2 separate regions of the Homo sapiens genome follow, and region 2 is linked to region 1. Evidence: read pairs that join two places in POLR2A ChIA-PET (ENCODE). Cell type or tissue: PC-9. All regions are shown on one strand.

What was found. Peaks named below come from ENCODE experiments on the same cell type or tissue, not always from the same donor. Only the 100,000 strongest peaks of a DNase experiment are listed, where the experiment ranks them.
Region 2: POLR2A ChIA-PET joins it to region 1 with 7 read pairs; 2 of 35 experiments call an interaction of 5 or more read pairs at or near these places.

The regions. Positions count from the first base shown.
Region 1 is chr12:1,538,126-1,543,125 of GRCh38, reverse strand. No RefSeq gene overlaps it. Among named protein-coding and RNA genes, the nearest start is that of LINC00942, 40 kb to the right of the region's middle. In PC-9, no CTCF peak of the experiment used is centred here; DNase peaks (open chromatin) are centred at 1,306 and 2,175.
Region 2 is chr12:1,347,588-1,352,587 of GRCh38, reverse strand. All of the region lies in intron 15 of ERC1 (ELKS/RAB6-interacting/CAST family member 1), which reads right to left. Among named protein-coding and RNA genes, the nearest start is that of LINC00942, 150 kb to the left of the region's middle. In PC-9, no CTCF peak of the experiment used is centred here; a DNase peak (open chromatin) is centred at 2,087.

The DNA.
Region 1 (5,000 bases):
GTCTCAAAAAAAAAAAAAAAAAAAAAAGAATGAACTACTGATACCTGCAACAACCTAGATAAATCCCACAGATATTATGCTGAGCAAAAGAAGCCAAATACCAAAAAGCTGAAAAATAAACCATAATTCTGGTATAAATCTATTCGTGTGAAATTCTAGAACAGACTAAAGTGATCTCGAATGACACAAATCAGGTCAGTGGGTGCCTGAGTTGGGGTGGTGGTGGGGTGTGGCTACAGGGAAGGGAGACAAGGAGATTTCTGCAAAAGCAGAAGTATCTTGATTGGGGTGGTGTTGCATGGGTGTGTATATTCGTCCAAATTTATTGACCTGTACACGTACAACGTGCGAATTTTACTGTATGTAAGTTATACTTCAATAAAGTTGATGAAGAAGAAAAAGTCAATAGTACCTCCACCATTCAGCTGTGGCAACACAGGGTGGGGAGTGGAGAAAGAAATACAGAGAGGGCAGAGTGTGTGAAGCTAATGAATTTCACACAGCGCATGAGGCTAATGAATTTCACACTATAAGACTTTCCCTAGCCCTCAACTGTGAAAGTAGGTTCATGGTAACTTCTCAGAAGTCTGTATGCCATATTGAATGAGAGAGATCAGCAGGACACCATCTCCCCACAGCATATTTTTTGAGGGCAGGTCTCCTAGGCTATTTTTTTTTTTTTTTTGAGACATACTCTTGCTCTGTCGTCCAGGCTGGAGTGCAATGGTGCGATCTCTGCTCACTGCAACCTCCACCTCCTGGGTTCGAATGATTCTCCTGCCTCAGTCTCCCAAGTAGCTGGGATTGCAGGCACCCGCCACCATGCCCGGCTAGGCTAATTTTTGTATTTTTAGTAGAGACAGGGTTTCACTATGTTGGCCAGGCTGGTCTCGAACTCCTGACCCCAGGTGATCCACCCACCTTGGCCTCTCAAAGTGCTAGGATTGCAAGTGTGAGCCACCATGCCCGGCCATGTCTCCTAGGCTTTTAAGCATAAAAGTAGGATGCTGCTTAAGACTTCAGCACATGGAGTGGGTAACAGTGAACTTCAAGAATCTCATTTGAAAGGAAATATTTTAAAGCTGTTTGGTAAGGTTTCGACCAGGATTCTTGATTTGGTTACTGTATAACATGCTGTATGTGTCGAAAATGCAATATTATTTAGGTCAGACTACTGTTAAATTGACATGTGTGTGTAGCTTATTAACGCCAGCATTAAGTATGAAAATAACACCACTTCATTCCTTCCTCCCAGACACAACCAAGCTTTTGATTCTGTCGGCAGAACCAGTCACTGGCAATTGCACAATAGCGCGTTTTGTGGTTGTTCAGAAGCATAATTAGAGCCAACATTTTCTGGTGCTTTCTAAGTGCAAGGCTCTGCATGCATTTATAACGTAAGTGCTTTCTATTCATTTCATGTCATCCTCACAACAGCTTTTTAAGATTTTAGCAGGTGAGGAAACTGAGGTCAAGCAAGTTTGGCTGACTTGCCTCAAGGTCACCTGTGTGTGCTGGTCACACTGCCATGAGGTTTTGGGGCGAGGGTTGAGCCAGCACCTGTTGCACTGCAGAACTTAATTTTTTGTTTTTTTTTTTTGAGACGGAGTCTCGCTCTGTCGCTAGGCCGGAGTGCACTGGCGCGATCTTGGCTCACTGCAACCTCCGCCTCCCGGGTTTCAGCGATTCTTCTGCCTCAGCCTCACAAGTAGCTGGGACTACAGGCACGCGCCACCACACCCAGCTAATTTTGTATTTTTAGTAGAGACGGGGTTTCACCATGTTAGCCAGAATGGTCTCGATCTCTTGACCTCCTGATCCGCCCACCTCGGCCTCCCAAAGTGCTGGGATTACAGGCGTGAAACACTGCGCCTGGCCAGAACTTGATTTTTTTAAAACACTGTACATAAGAGATTAGATTTACTCTTCATGATAAATATATTTGTGTTAATGTTAACAACATTTTACCCCATATTTTCCAGTGCCAAGGCAGTGAAACAGGAAAGCATAAAATGAAAAAAGAAAAAAAAAAGCTTGCATTCTACTTCTAGGATGTAACTTCTTTTTGATCCTTTGGGATACTATTTCATCTCACCAGACAAGTTTCTATAATTTCAAAGTCTCTCTCCTAGAAATAGACAAATAAGAAGACAAGTGCCAGGTATGAATCAACACTGAGTCACCTGGAGCTGTGCTTTGTCAGTGAATTTAAACAAGTCTTTGGGTCACAGTTCCCTTCTGCGTATCAGGTAGGAACAGCACTTCGTTGTTCTTACCGTTGGGTATAAAGCACTTCCCTACACGCCATGTCGCTTGACCCTAGCGGTTCTATGAGATAGGAAGGGGTTACACTGTGACTCCATGTACCAATGAGAAGAGGGAGACTGGCAGTGATGAGCACATTTGCTCAAGATTCTCAGCAATGCAAGGGCAGAAATCCTGGACTGCTGATTCCCAGGTGGCCACGAGCAGCCCAGCAGGCTCAAGCATCAGGGTCCAGGGTCCATGGGACGTCCAGTTTTTGCCTAGAATTTCCTCTCTCAATTTTAACATGGTTAATAGATGTTCAACTTGAAGGTGACAGGAAACAAATATTCTGTTTGGCAAAATACAAAAGTGCATTTCCAAGTGAACACCAAGTTAGGCACCAGGAAATGACAACAGGTCCCCTTAGTAAACAGTGATCAATTACCTTATTTCACCAAACCTAAGATGCTACTGATTCTAGAATGCACCATTATTTTGTACCACCAAGAAAGAAAAGTACTTGTCATCAAACTGTCATACAATATTGATTCTGAGATGCATTCTGACCTCAGATATGTTGAAATGCATCTTAATATCGATGAAACATGGTAATTATGGCTGGATTTCTTGAACCGGGGAGGATAACCTGTTTAGAAGTCACTAGCTCATTAACGTGTCAATATGGCTGAGCAGCAGCAACGCCGAGTGGTGGGATTATCAGTGAGGAGAGAGGAGCCCAGACAAGGAGGACATCACTCCTGCCATCCAGGAACCCACCTCTTGGTTGGGAGGACTGTCCAGGAAAAGTCCAAGAGCCTGGAGCTGCAGACCTCTCAACAGGTCTTCGGTAAAAGCAGCTGTCATGGAAGTGAATTCTCAGGTCTCCTTTGTCTCCTCAATCATCAAAATAAACCAAATTATAAAACACTCTGATCTTCTGCCTAAATTCCGACAAGGTATTTCAGAATCTAGGTGTCAATTTCTTGACACTTTTACTTTTTTTCAATGAAGTGTTAAAGTGGGACCTAACATTGACTAAGTACATGATACATGTTAGGCATTGCCCTAATTCACAAAATTATCACATTTCATTCTCAAAAATGACCTTAGGAGTTGGGCATTATTATCCCTGTTTAAACAGTGAAGAAACTGGAGTTCAGAAAACCTAAATGGGCAAGGCAAGCCAATTAGGCTTGAACAGCTGAGTTAGTTTAAACCGAAGTCCCCCTGAGCCTCAAGGCCATGCGCTTTCCACCGGACAGGACGGAAAGCACGGGCTCGCAAAGACTTGTAAAAGCTTGAAAATCACCGCCAGACTAGCCAAGGAAGGCTGATACCCCAACTACACAGTAAATACCAAAACCTCTTCTGCTACAGGACACCTCGTTCAACTTGAGGACCTGTTTAATCAGCAGGGTGGCCGTTCATGGGTGAAGAGGGTAGCGGCATGGTCCACCTGGGAGCAGCGGGAGAGATGGCCTTGTGAGGGTGGGCCCAGGGACAAACAGCTAGTGAGAAAGCTGCTGCCATAATTCACATCAGCTCCCCAACGGCCTGCCCTCGGCAGTAGCATGGAAATAGGATGTAAAACGGATAATAAATCCACAGGATTTAGGAGAAACAAAAACAAGGGAAGACTGTCAGGAAAAAAACAGAGGCATTTTGGAACAGCGGTCGTCTCCCAGGGTGACTCTGCTCCCTCCCGCTCTCCCCACGGGACATTTGGCAATGTCCAGAGACATTTTTGGTTGTCATCCTTCGGAGTGGGGTGCTACTGGCATCGTGTGGGTAGGGGCCAGGTGTGTTCTCAGACATCCTACAATACATGGAGCAGCCCTCTTCAACAAAGAATTATTGGGTCCAAAATATCCATGGTGTCGGGGCTGAGAAACCTGACTCTTGAACAACCTTAAGGAAACAAAAGTGGTGAAGACATTGCCCTTACCCAGCAGCTCATCAACCAAAAAGGCAAAGAAATCACAGGGACTGGCTCTGCATGGACTCCAGGTGCTCACCAGGAAACAGATCACGCACTTGTCCAGCCATCCCTGTGATCTACCACTGTGTGCACCCGATCCACGCCAGGCTCAAGAGAGGAGCTGGAGAGGAGGAGAACAGGCACGGTGCTGGCCCTCAAGGTGTCACCACCTGTCCGGAGGAGACGCGCATGTGTGGAAACACACACCTGAGCCTGTAAATACATGTGTGCTTGTACACACAGGCAGAAAAAACCGAAAAGGAATGCACCAAAATCCTACCAATGATAACTCAAAATCATCATTTTCTTCATATTTTCAATGAAAATATGAATGAATTAAAAAATGAAAAAAAGTCAATGTTTTTCAGTGAACATGTTATACTTTCATCAGTTCTGATAAAACAGGCATATCCCAGGGCCACATGTTCTCGCCAGCTGCCCCACCTCTATGGTATGGCAAAGGAGGCCAAGATGGGGAGGGAGCAACGGAGCAGAGGAAGAACCTACGATTTTGTTTGCTTGTTTTCAGACAAGGTCTCCCTCTGTCACCCAGGCTGGAGTGCAGCAGCACAGTCATAGCTCACTGCAGCCTCAACCTCCCAGGGTCAAGGGATGCTCCCACCTCAGCCTCCCAAGTAGCTGGGACTACAGGTGTTCACCACCACACCCAGATACTTTTTAAAATTTTTTGTAGAGATGGGTGTCTTGTTATGTTGCTCAGGCTGGTCTAGAACTCCTGGCCTCAAGCCATCCCTCCCAAAGCACTGAGATTACA
Region 2 (5,000 bases), 190 kb after region 1:
TGTTTTCTGAATTAAGAAGATAAATTCTAAGAACATTCTAGCTATTATAATATAAAAATTCACCCTTCTATGAGAAAGGTAAGTATATATAAATACATAAACTATACATGATGACATTCAAACCATTTGCAGTTTGGCTCCAACCTAAATTTTCCAGCCTGATGGTCCAGTGATTTGGAAATTTCTCATATTCCCCCAATACATGCTGCCTTTCCCAGTGTCTTTTTACTCCTTTTCAATTAAAACGGCAGTCTCTTAAATCCCTTTTGCCCTTGCTGGTTCAGCTCAGTTCAGCACACATTTATTAAATGCCTTCTATGTGACACGGCTCACAAGGAACACTGAGAAAACTAGGATGGGTACTCAATCTTGAAATGCTATCCTGAGAAAGCTCCCTAAGCAACAGGAACAGGGTGATATGATGAAGGCTTGTGGTAGGAGGAGCCTGGTGAGCTCTAAGAGTCCTTGAGGCAATAAGAAGGTTAAGGCCTGGTGACTCTTGAAACTCTGGGGAGAATTGGGTATTTCAGAATGCTGTGCTGGGTTAAAGCTGGAGGCCTAATGGATCCTTGGGCCCTTCAAAGCAGTATATACTCAGCAGTGATTTACTTACCAACCGTTTAACCATTATTATAAATAATGTACCATTAATTTATAAATAATATGTGTTTAAATATTCAAATATTAAGAGAATGAGAAAATAAGACACAGAATGGGAGAAAATACTTGCAAAAGATACATTTGATAAAGGACTGTTATCCAAAATAATACAAAAGATACTTAAAATTCAACACTAAGAAAATAAATGATCTGATTAAAAAATGGGCCTTATGATACACTGCATGTATTAAAACATCACTATGTACCCCATAAATATGTACAATTATGTTGTATCAATTAAAAATTGAAAATATTATAAAAAACAAAAATAAAACAAGATAAAAGGAAGAAAATGCACCAGAGACCTTAACAGACACCTCACCAAGGAATATATACAGATGGCACATAAGCATACAAAAAGATGCTCCACATCATACGTAATCAGGAAATGCATATGAGAACAATGAGATACCACTACACACTTACCACAATGGACAAAATCCAGAACACACACTACCAGATGATGGCAAGAATGCTGAGCAACAGGAATTCTCATTCACCGCTGGTGGGAACGCAAAATGGTACAGCACTTTGGAAGACAGTTTGGCAGTTCTGTACACAACTAAACATACTCTTAAGATCTGGCCATCGCACTCCTTAGTATTTACTCAAAACATAGAAATTATTTGAAAAACATGGGCAACACTTTATAGAAATAAATCGAAGAGAAAATATCAGTGACAATAGGACTAGACTATATTTCAGAGCTATTCTTTAGATTTGTAAGCAGTAAATCAAAGACTGGATAAACACAGCACACAAAAAGTCCAAGGATATCACTATGGTGTGGATATGGTTTGTCTGTCCCCACGAAAACTCATGTTGAAATTTGATTCCCAGTATGATGGTGTTGGGAGGTGGGGCCTGATGGGAGGTGTTCAGGTCACAGGGGCATGAATCCTTCAGGAATGGCTTGGTGCTGATCTTGTGGTAGTGAGTGAGTTCCCACTCTGACAAGACTGCATTAGGTATTGCAGGGAACAGATTAGTTCCCAGGAGAGTGGGTTGTGATAAAGCCAGGATGGACCCTCAGGTTCTCCTGTTTGCATGTGTCCCCTTCCCCTTTGACCTTCTCTGCTGTTTTGTGACGCAGCATGAAAGCCCTTGCCAGAAGCCAGGGCCATGCCCTTGAACTTCTTAGCCCACAGAACCATGAGCTAAATAAACCTTGTTACATTATAAATTATCCAGGCGCAGATATTCTTTTATAACAACACACAACAGACTAAGACAGATACACTCTAAGGAGGATGAACTTAATTAGCTCTAGAACTGTAAGTCCCTATAAAACAGGAAGAAATCTTGTACACGACATGAGCTCCTGCTGGCTCTGTCCTACCTGACTTCACGGATTTATGGCAGTTTCCCAGTTAAAGGCCCATCCCATAGACCATGTGTGGCTTACATATTTGCCATTCCTACTGTGGTATGGCATAAATAAATCATGAGGCTTGGGTCAGTACAGCCAGCCTGTAAAGTGATTCATGGAGCCAGAAGTACCATCCCCTAGGACTGTGTACTTTATTACAGTAAACCTCAGAACAAGATACAATTTCCTGACTTAAGAAGCAGGCTTTAAATCAGGACACCTGGACAGCCTTGGAACAACTTAAAAAATACAATAGGTCTCAACCCACCACTGTGTCTCAGTGCTGGCCTCCGCCTGCCCCAGGCCTGTTCTTTTAACACTAGATACTAAATTCAGAATGAGTCCCTTCTGAGTCAATTACTGTGGTGAGAACAACAGAATAAACTGAACGCATCCCATCCTCTTATCTCCATTGTTTTCTGTTTTTCCCTGACTTCACTTACCCACTGAGGAAAATAACATCCCCCATGATGAATTTTTCCCTCATCCTTTAAAACTCATAAACCAGGAGGAGCCCCTTTTGGTGCCAAAAGAAGAAAGCACAACACTGTGAACCTGGTTTCCCTCCTCAATAAGGAACAGTAGAGTGGACCTGGAGACAAAGTTGTCAGAGCATTCTCTGCTTAGAGACCTAGGCTGCAGTCAGTGCTATTTTATGTAAATTACATGTACTTTAAACCAACACTGGCAAGAGTGCCATACTCTTGTTTAGGAAAGCTGGAAGTCTAACCAGTTGTAAAGGTTATGTGTTTGATGAACTCCTAAAAGTTTTTTAAGGTCTAAGTATAATCAAGCTATCCTTTTATGTTCTCAACTCTTTGAATAAAATGCTGGAAGCACCTAAAACGGCCAACACATTCCAAGGTATCAAAAATAACTTTTTTTTTTTTTTTTTTTTAGACGGTCTCACTCTGTCGTCCAGGTTGGAGTGCAGTGGCATGATCTCGGCTCACTGCAACCTCTGCCTCCCGGGTTCAAGCGATTCACCTGCCTCAGCCTCCCGAGTAGCTGGGACTACAGACGTATGGCACTATGCCTGGCTAATTTTTGTATTTTTTAGTAGAGAGGGTTTCACCATATTGGACAGGCTGGTGGTCTTGGACTCCTGATCTCATGATCTGCCCGCCTCGGCCTCCCAAAGTGCTGGGATTACAGGCGTGAGCCACTGTGCCCGGCCAAAAAGAACTCTTTTTAAGCCAAGATCTCGAACACTTTTTAGCTAGGACAAAAAGCTATTAATCCTAATCAATCTCACTTTACGGATTTACTGAAGCCTTGAAGCCAAAGGTCAGTCACATACTAACACTGTTTTATGCTTCTTCTTGTAGAAACCCTGGAGAAAAACAAGTGTTGGGACTCTGTTATAAACACGGAACTGACTCCAGTGTCGTCGTTTTCTTGGGGACAACTTAGGAAAATTTCTTTTCAATAGACGTCTACTTGTTGAATATGTTTTGAGGACATGTAGCCAACAACAGACACAAAAAAGACACAGTGCATTACTACATTCCTTTACAATAAGAACACGGGACAGGAGAAAATATGAAGTCTAGCTCAGCCTCTTCACACCTCCCCAAGTCATCAAAATGATTGGACTGTATAAGCACATGAGGTGTGCAGAAATACGAGCATGGCAATGGGAAGAAAAAGTATATTGCAAAAATCAAATCAGAAATATTTCAAGGCTTGAAGCTTTCCAGTGAATCATAAAACAGAGGAAGGAAATGAATATAGGAATGCTCAGCACTTACCAAAAAACCTACATTCCGGTGACCCGTGTATTTTAAGAGACACAGGTCTTTGTAAGTCCTGAGTAGGAAATCTTGTTGCATTATATTGTGAGACATTATACTTTTTTTTTTTTTTAGATGGAGTCTTCACTCTGTTGCCTGGGCTGGAGTGCAGTGGCACAATCTCGGCTCGCTGCAAGCTCTGCCTCCGAGGTTCAAGCAAATCTCCTGCCTCAGCCTCCCGAGTAATTGGGACTATGGGCGCCTGCCACCACGCCCAGCTAATTTTTGTATTTTTGGTAGAGACGGGGTTTCACCATGTTGGTTTTGGCCAGGATGGTCTCGAACTCCTGACCTCAAGTGATCTGCCCGCCTCGGCCTCCCAAAGTGCTGAGATGACAGGCGTGAGCCACTGCGCCTGGCTGGACATTATACATTTTTTCCCCTTAAGCTGATTCTTCATCATTGGCCATACAGGCAGTGTATGGTTCACTAAGTTTCCTAAAAAGAATTCAGTAACAAAAGTTCTTTAATGAATAAATATAAACACTTTTGGAAACAAGAGTAGCAGACATACTCTTTCTTAAAGACGTCTGGTTCACTTCTTATACCCGTATTTTGCTAGGAAAGAAATCGAAACCAGGAAGAGGCACTGGTAGATCATTTACACTGGTCACATAGTGGTTCCTTATTAGCAAATGCTACCAACCTTTGTAGCATGCCAGACAATGTAAATAAACACTGCAGACAACACATTGTAAAATGTACCACACTCTAGAGAATCAACTAAGTGGAGAGACATACAAGAAACCTGTGTTCATTTTCAATTATAATTTTTTTTTTCTTGAGACCGAGTCTAACTCTGTTGACCAGATTGGAGTGCAGTGGCGCCATCTCTGCTCACTGCAACCTCTGCCTCCCGGCTTCAAGCAATTCTCATGCTTCAGCCTCCTGAGTAGCTGGGACTATAGGCATGCGCCACCACCCCTGGCTAATTTTTGTATTTTTAGTAGAGACGGGGTTGCACCATGTTGGCCAGGCTGGTCTTAAACTCCTGACCTCAGGTGATCTGCCCGTCTCGGTCTCCCAAGTGCTGGGATTACAGGCTTGAGCAACTGTGCCCAGCCTTGTGTTCATTTTTGTAAGCCTTGAATTCTTAACCTGGGAGCAAAAAGGACAATTTATGTGGCTAGCATGAAAAGTGGTATCAATCACAAAATTTATACTGTATTTTCTTGGAA